2 separate regions of the Homo sapiens genome follow, and region 2 is linked to region 1. Evidence: read pairs that join two places in POLR2A ChIA-PET (ENCODE). Cell type or tissue: PC-9. All regions are shown on one strand. Links, peaks and the distances in the headings refer to the core of each region. The heading gives the core; the rest is flanking DNA.

What was found. ChIA-PET counts read pairs that join two places held together with the same protein. Peaks named below come from ENCODE experiments on the same cell type or tissue, not always from the same donor. Only the 100,000 strongest peaks of a DNase experiment are listed, where the experiment ranks them.
Region 2: POLR2A ChIA-PET joins it to region 1 with 8 read pairs; 1 of 35 experiments calls an interaction of 5 or more read pairs at or near these places.

What each region holds. Positions count from the first base shown.
Region 1 is chr1:179,058,637-179,063,039 of GRCh38, reverse strand. The region is part of intron 4 of FAM20B (FAM20B glycosaminoglycan xylosylkinase); the gene reads right to left. Among named protein-coding and RNA genes, the nearest start is that of TOR3A, 21 kb to the left of the region's middle. In PC-9, for the core only: no CTCF peak of the experiment used is centred there; DNase peaks (open chromatin) are centred at 1,479, 1,989 and 4,119; H3K27ac peaks cover 4,000 bases.
Region 2 is chr1:180,098,418-180,102,820 of GRCh38, reverse strand. It overlaps CEP350 (centrosomal protein 350), which reads right to left. Exons shown (of 38, transcript NM_014810.5): 37 at 3,836-3,958. Among named protein-coding and RNA genes, the nearest start is that of QSOX1, 54 kb to the left of the region's middle. In PC-9, for the core only: no CTCF peak of the experiment used is centred there; a DNase peak (open chromatin) is centred at 4,090; H3K27ac peaks cover 1,002 bases.

The DNA.
Region 1 (4,403 bases), core at 217-4,216:
CTCCCAAAGTGCTGGGATTACAGGTGTGAGCTACCGCGCCCGGCCTGAACTCACTTTAATTAAAGGAAAGTAACATCCTCCTCTTCTTCATTAGGGCTGAGATCTTGGCCAGAGTGCCCAGGGGAGGGCAAAAGAGGTCATGTACTAGGCCAAGTGTGGCCAAGAGTTTGGTTACATAGAGGGGTAGGTATAGAGGAAGGGGGGAAGTTGAGCAAATAAGTAGACAGACTGAGTGTAACAGTAACCAGGCTTCTCACCAGTGGAGAAGAGAGTTAAACATACAGAAAGAGAGAAAGCCAGGATAAATCCTGCAGTGGTGAATTAGAATTGGAAATACTAGTTTGAATTGATGGGTGTTTTTTTTTGTTTGTTTTTTGTTTTTCTTTTTTTGAGATGGAGTCTCGCTCTGTTGCCCAGGCTAGAATGCAGTGGCATGATCTTGGCTCACTGAAACCTCCGCCTCCCGGGTTCAAGCAATTCTCCTGCCTCAGCCTCCCGAGTAGCTGGGACTACAGGCGCCCACCACCATGCCAGCTAGTTTTTGTATTTTTATTAGAGATGGGGTTTCACCATATTGGACAGGCTGGTCTCAGAACTCCTGACCTCATGATCCACCCACCTCAGCCTCCCAGAGTGCTGGGATTACAGGTGTGAGCCACTGCGCCAGGCCTGAATTGATGGTTTTAATACACACAGATTCAGAAAAAGATACAGATGTATCTTGTGTGTATGTATGCACACATATACATATATTTCCCACCTCTGTCCTTCAAGAGAACATGGAAACAATGACACCCAGGAAGTAATGAGCACACCTAGCGCCCACAGGGTAGTTCCTAAATACCATTTTAGTACCACATTAAAAGGAATTAAGGAGTAGTGGTGTGCACCTGTAATTCCAACTACTTGGAAGGCTGAGGCAGGAGGATCGCTGAAACCTGAGAGGCAAAGTTTGCAATAAGCCGAGATTGCGCCACTGCACTCCAGCCTGGGAGACAGAGCAAAACTCCATCTCAAAAAAAAAAGGAACTAGGGTTCCTTTTAATGATCCTGGACCACAGTGTTATGCCAGTTGCAAGAAAGTGCTTGGAGAATGATGGGACCATTCCAAAATGACACAGGAACTAGTTTGTAGAGGTTCCCACCGGCCAAATGTGGAACAGTTTAAGCATCCAAATAATTATAATGGTCATAAATTGTAGCTCATAGTGAGTTCATGGTGATATAAATAAGCACATGAATGTGTGGAGGCAGGGGAGTTCTACCCTTCAACAGAATGACAACTAATAGGTCTAGAAGCAACGATAGAATGAAAAAAATCATCATTTGATGACCAGGAACTGTGGCTCACATCTGTAATCCCAGCACTTTGGGAGGCCAAGGGAGAAGGATCACTTGAGCCCAGGAATTCGAGACCAGCCTGGACAACACAATGAAACCTTGTCTCTATAAAACTAAAAGTAAAAACATTAGCCAGGCATGGTGACTCATGCCTGTAGTCCAAGCTACTCAGGAGGCTGAGGTAGGAGGATTGCTTGAGACCAGGAGATTAGGCTGCTGTGGGCCATCATCGTGCCACTGCACTCCAGCCTGGGTGACAGGGTGAGACTCTGTCTCAAAAAAATAAAAATACAAAAATCATCACTTGGTGATACTGCTGAGAGAGAGCATTTCAAAAAAAAAATCACCATTTGGCAACTATCATACTAAGTGAACTCCTGATCACTTGAGGTCAGGAATTTGAGACCAGCCTGGCCAACATGGCGAAACCCTGTCTCTACTAAAAATACAAAATTAGCTGGGAGCAGTGATGTGCACCTGTAATTCCAAATACTCGGAAGGCTGAGGCGAGAGGATCACTGGAATCTGAGAGGCAAAGGTTGCAGTAAGCCGAGATTGTGCCACTGCACTCCAGCCTGGGTGACACAGCAAAACTCCATCTCAAAAAAAAAAAAAAAAAAAATTCGACAAAGAGTATTTACATCTCATGTCACAAAAGACTATATGCCCTAGGGATGAACTCCTATACGTCAGTAAGACCAATGACACAGCAGAAAATGAGCAAAGGATATGCAAAGACAGTTAACAGAAAATACAAATAGCTCTCAAACAAAAAGATGCTTCATATGAAATACACAAAACCAAAAGTTTAATAACATATTGTTGGTGAAGCTAGCAGAAAGAGTCACTCTTATATATTTCTATGGGAATATAAACTGGTTAAACATCTATATAGGATAATGTGGCCACACCTATCAAAACTTAAAATGCACGTGCCTTTTGACCTAGCACTCCCATTTCTAGAAATACTTGCTCATGTGTGAAATAATATATATGGGTGGTCCCCAACCATTTTGGTACTGGGGACTGGTTTAGTGGAAGACAATTTTCCACAGACAGGGGTTGGGGACTGGGTGGGAATGGTTTCAGGATGAAACTGCTCCATGTCAGATCATCAGGTATTAGATTCTCATAAGGAACGTGCAGCCTAGATCCTTCACATGTGCAGTTCACAATAGGGCTTGTGCTCCTATGAGAATATAATGCTGCCACTGATCTGACAAGGAGCTGGTGCTGAGGCGGTAATGCTCGCTCACCCCTCACCTCATGCTGTGCAACCCAGTTCCTACCACGCCACAGACTGGTACTATTCCGCAGCCCAGGGGTTGGGGACCCCTGACATATATACAAGGTAATTCTGGGCAACACTGGTTGTAAAAACAAAATATTGGAACAACATTTAAGTCCAATAAAATTCTGGTTATATGAATTATGGTAGACCCAAATAATGGAACACTTTGCAGTGTGAAACAACAAAACAATGAAGCTCTTTTGATGTGATACAGATTTCTAGAATCTATTAAGTAAAAAAAGTAAGATGCAGAAGTATGCAAAGTGTGCCATATGTTGTATAAAATGGTAGAGATAAATAAAAAAATATATATATATTTCATACAAAAAGACATAAGGAAATTACTAGTTAAAGGTTGCCACTTGGAGAAAGGGGAAGGAACTAGACAGACGAGAAAATTTTTCATTGAATTTCACAGAATTTTTTTTTTTTTTTTGAGACATAATCTTGCTCTGTCTCCCAGGCTGGAGTGCAGTGGCATGATCTCGGCTCACTGCAACCTCCACTTCCCGGGTTCAAGTGATTTTCCTGCCTCAGCCTCCCAAGTAGTTGGGATTACAGACGTGCACCACCACACCCGGCTAATTTTTATATTTTTAGTAGAGATGAAATTTCATCATGTTGGCCAGGCTGGTCTCAAACTCCTGGCCTCATGTGATCCTCCTGCCTCAGCCTCCCAAAGTACTGGGGTTACAGGCGTCAGCCACCGCACCTGGCCTGAATTTCCCTGAATTTTGAATTGTGTGAATCCATTACTGATTCAAATAAAAATGTAAAGCCCTAAAACAAACAAAATACTGCCTGGTATAGGAAACCTGTTTCCTATAGGATACAATCCAAACTCTTGAGTTTGGTAAGTAAGAATCTTCATAACTAGAAGGGAGAATGTGGGGTCTGAGGTCAGGTTCCTGGGGTTAACATTTAGACTAGTTTAATGATGAGATTGCAAGACTCTGGGCATGTAATTTAGTCTCTCTAAGCAACTTCTGTAAAATGGAGACAACAATAGTACCTCCTCCACCACTGAGTTGTGAAGAGTGAATGAGGCAATCCATGGCAATGCTTAGCACAGTGCCTGACATATTGTCAGACACCAATCGATGCCAGCTACTTATTTTAATAACATGGTTCGATCTACCTTTCCAGAGTTCAATATCCCTGTTTCAGTACCATGAGCTGAGGCTCTGAACCTCTATTTCCTGGATTGCCAAACTTTTAAAAACTGGTTTTCTGATCAACTCAGTCTCCATGCTCTCCTTGGGTGAACTACCAACTGTGACAAGAATGTCTATGGCTTCAGCCAAGCCTTTTCTCCTAAACTGTAGGCTTTAGCTCCTAAATGATTAGTCTACACTTACTCCTGGATGTGCCTGTGAAGGAAACAAAATATCCAAGATTAAATTCATTATCTTTCTCTGCTCCACCTCCCTAAATATGCTCCTCTCCCTACATTCCTAAAATAGTTAACAGCTCCACTAATCATTTGTCATCCAATCCAGAAACCTAGGAGTCATTCTTAATTTTTTCTTCTCTCTCAATTGCTCTCCCAGCCCAAATGTTCACCAAATTCTTTCCATTCCAACTCTTGAATAGCCCTTAAATCTTTCTATTCCCTGTCCCTGCTTTAGTTCTCTTATTACATATGAATTCACAACACTCCCAGAGTGCTCTCAGCTCTTGATTCTCCCCTTCCCAATGCACCCTTGACAATGCTGCCACAATTCGCTCTTGAAATTCAAATCTGATTTTTCCATATTCAAACTCTTTTAAT
Region 2 (4,403 bases), core at 171-4,170, 1.0 Mb before region 1:
AGAGCTATCAACTTAAAATTCTATATACAGCTAAAATATAACTCAAAAGTAAGAGCTGAAATAAAGACATTTTAAAGACTGAGAGTTTACATTAAAGGCCTGAAGTTAATGAAATACTAAGTGTGTACTTTAGGTAGATGCAACCGAGCTCAGAATGAAGGAAAAGGATGCAGAAACAATGCACCTATATTATTTTCTATTCTTTTTTATACTTTAAAAATATTTCATAATTAAACATGTAAAAGACTTAGAAAAATAACCAATAATGGGTGAAAAGTGTAACAAAATCATAGAGCAAAATAAGCTCATTCTTTTAGTAAAAACTTAAAACATGGCTAATAATTCCCATAGCCCTTGTTATAGTCTTGTTAAAATGTGGGGGGTTGGCCAGGTGCGGTGGCTCCCGCCTGTAATCCCAGCACTTTGGGAGGCCGAGACAGGTGGATCACCTGAGGTCAGGAGCTTGAGACCAGCCTGGCCAACATGGTGAAACCCCATCTCTACTAAAAATACAAAAATTAGCCAGGCATGGTGGCATGCGCCTCTAATCCCAGCTACTCCGGAGACTGAGACAGGAGAATTGCTTGAACCCGGGAGGCGGAGGTTGTAGTGAGCCGAGGTGGTGCCACTGCACTCCAGCCTGGGTAACAAAGCGAGACTCTGTCTCAAAAAAAAAAAAAAAAAAATGTCAAGGGTGTTAGGCCTCAGTGGCAGGCCCGCCCTCCTTTCACTCTAATGTTCCCCTACCTTTCTGACTGTGGGTCTTAAGGCCCTCCCATGAGAGGGTCCTACCCAATACCTTGGGGGAAGGAATGCTGATGTCATGAAGCTTTCAGAAAAACCCAAGAGGAAAGAGTTCAGGTAGCTTCTGGATAGCTAAACCTGGAGGTTCCTGGAGGGTGGCAGCCCAGGGAAGGCATGGAAGTTCTGTGCCCCTTTCCCATACTCCACCCTATGCGTCTCTGTATCCTTTGCAATATCCTTCCTAATAAACCAGTAAACCTAAGTAAGTGTTTACTGAGTTCTGTGAGCTACTCCATCAAATTAATTAAACCCAAAGGTGGATCTTGGGAGCCCCAACTTGAAGCTAGTCCATCAGAAGTTCTGGAGGCCTGGACTTGCAACTGGTATGTGTGTGTGGAGGGGGCAGGGGCAGTCTTGGGGACTGAGCACTCACTCTGTGGGATGTGACACTATATCTGGGTAGGGAGTATCAGAACTGATTCAGAGGATACCCAGCTGGTGTCCACTGCTTGGTGTGTGGGGGAAAAGTCCACACACATATGGTCACAGAAGTTTTCTTGTGTGGTGATGATTGTTGTAATGTGAGAGTAGAGGAAGTGGTTTGAGAAAACTTTTACGTGTTATTAAAAAATTGTTTTAAATCTCAATCCCCCTAAAATGTAAAAACATTAGAATCTGCAAATACAAGGTTTACCAAATCTAATTATGGGAGAGGAGACTAGTTCATTTAGCATTTCTTGTTAATAATTAGCTCAAGAAGCTGACAGTATCATTTTGTTAAAAAAAAAAATTAAGAAGAACGAGCTCATGCAAAAAGTTATATAGGTCAGGTCTCTCTGTAGGAAGCTAAAAAATATTTTACAACCAGCAAAGGGGATAGTCACATAATATATACTTTATTATTATTGTTTACCAGTTGCTAAATTGCTTCAATTCTTATGCACAGTACTCCCCTCACCCAAGCTATAATAACCTTACCCCTGCAAAAGAAATATTTTGTTTAGTATTTGAGAATTTCTGATAACTGTTAGAGAGATGTCTGCTTAACTGACCCTGTTTGGCACCTACTGGAAGCCTCTGCTGTCAGGGTACTGATATGGTTTGGCTGTGTCCCCACCTAAATCTCAACTTGAATTGTATCTCCCAGAATTCCCACGTGTGTGGGAGGGACCCAGGGGGAGGTAATTGTATCATGGGAGTCTTTCCCATGCTATTCTCGTGATAGCAATTAAGTCTCACAAGATCTGATGGGTTTATCAGGGGTTTCCACTTTTGCTTCCTCCTCATTTTCTCTTACTGCTGCCATGTATTCATCTTTAAGATCTGAGCTCAAATGTCACTTCCTCAGAGAAGCCTGCCTTGACCATCCTCATTATATCAGCTTCCTGTGGTTTTAACAGCTCCCTATTCTTCCATTTTTATGCATAACTTACACACTTGTGTGTAAACGATATATTAATGGCTGGTTTCTGCCTTCAAACTGGAAATCTATGAAGGTGGGGTCTGTGTCTGTTTTGCTTACTATTGTTAACATCAGTCCTTAATTAGCACAATTTTTGACTCAATGTATATACAGAGGTGATTTATAGGGGATATCATCAATTTAGCTGATAGGTTAGATGAATGCCTCTTAATATGCTTTTTTCTTTAATTCCTAAGAAGTAAAGGAAGTAACAACTTGGAAATTAATAACAATTCAGACTTTAAGACATGATAGAAATAGGAGAACAAATTCACTTTCTTGAGATGTGAAGATCTATGAAGAATTAGTTGATTAAAATCTCGTCTCTTATTTTACTGGGCAAGTCACTTAACATCTTTGAATCTAAATTTCCTCATTTGTAAAACAAAGAATAACATTAGTCCTTCCTACCTCATGTAATTATTGTGAGGATCAAATAAGGCGTAAGACACCTCATTTGTAAAACAAAGGATAACATTAGTTCTTCCTACCTCATGTAATTATCGTGAGGATCAAATAAGGCATAAGACACTGGGCGCGGTGGCTCATGCCTGTAATCCCAGCACTTTGGGAGGCCAAGGCAGGCGGATCACTTGTGGTCAGGAGTTTGAGACCAGCCTGGCCAACATGGCGAAATCCCATCTCTACTAAAAATACAAAAATTAGCTGGACATGGTTGCAGGTGCCTGTAATCCCAGCTACTCGGGAGGTTGAGGCATGAGAATCACTTGAACCTGGGAGGCAGAGGCTGCAGTGAGCAGAGATTGTGCCACCACACTCCAGCCAGGGTGACAGAGCGAGACTGTGTCTCAAAAAAAAAAAAAAAAAAAAAAATCAAATAAGGCATAAGAATGATAAACTATAAAATACTAAGCAAATGTTATCTAGTACAGTTATTACTGAGTAAATGAAACACTAGAGAGGTACATACATGAGAACGGTGATAAATTTAAGTATTACACTTTTTTTCATTATATAAATGTCAATATAGATAAAAGGTCCAGAATTAAAATGTTTAGAGTGAAACCTGAATTTTTCTTTTTTTCTTTTTTGATAAACACTTTCCTAATGTTACAGAAATATATTGCAAAACCAAATAAATCCTATCCAGGGAATGTTCTGGATAATGATAATAGTGATGATGATGAGGTAACAGCTATTATTTACTGAGTTGTATATGAGGAACTATTCTAAGTGCTTTACACATATACTTATTTAATTTTCTTAATAATTTTATCAGGTAAGTACTATTATTGTTACCTTCACTTTGCACAAAAATGTTAGACAAATTTGTCCAAGATTACACATCAAGAGATTTAAACATGGGCAGTCAGGCTCCAGAGTCCACACTGGTCTCTTTTCAATTCACTACCTTAAACTTTGCTTCCATTTGAGTAAATTTCTCAAGTTCTACATAAAATACTATTGATCAAGTTAAATGTTCATCTACTGAGTACAAAAGAAAATAGTTAACAAAACTGAGGGGTAGAAATGCAGCAAGTAAAGGCTTTAAGATTTTAATACCATAGATTTAAGAATAAGTCTATCCCTTTTCCTTTTAGAATCTAACTGCATTCTGAGTTTAAAAGATATGGTCAAAATAAAAACAGTTTGGTTGTATACACTGACCAGGATATGATCCACTCGGTCTCTTTTCTTTCTTCCAAATTTCATCATTTTCTGCCAATCTGTTTTGTGGTTTGGCTCCTTTTTAAGACTGAACAACTTGAGTACTTCACTTGCTATGAAGCTCTGTGGAAACAAGACAAATACACGAAACACAAACAACAGAAATTCCTGAGTTTCATGTGTTTACAATGCAGTAAACAGATTCACGATAAGAATATAATATTTACAATAAAATTATCATACAAATTTCTTCCACTTACAGTTCCACATAGCAATTTGAAGGGAAAAGCATTCCAAATGCTGAGACTTTATTCACTTACGCAACATATAAAAGTAAAACCTAGCTGGGCACGGTGACTCACGTCTGTAATCCCAGCACTCTCTGAAGCCAAGGCAGGAGAATCACTTGAGCCCAGGAGTTTGAGACCAGCCTGAGCAACATAGTGAGAGACCTCATCTCTACAAAAAATATATAAAATTAGCTGGGCATGGTGGTACATGACTGTAGTTCTGGCTACTCAGGAGGGTGAGGTGGGAGAACTGATTGAGCCCAGGAGGTCCAGACTGC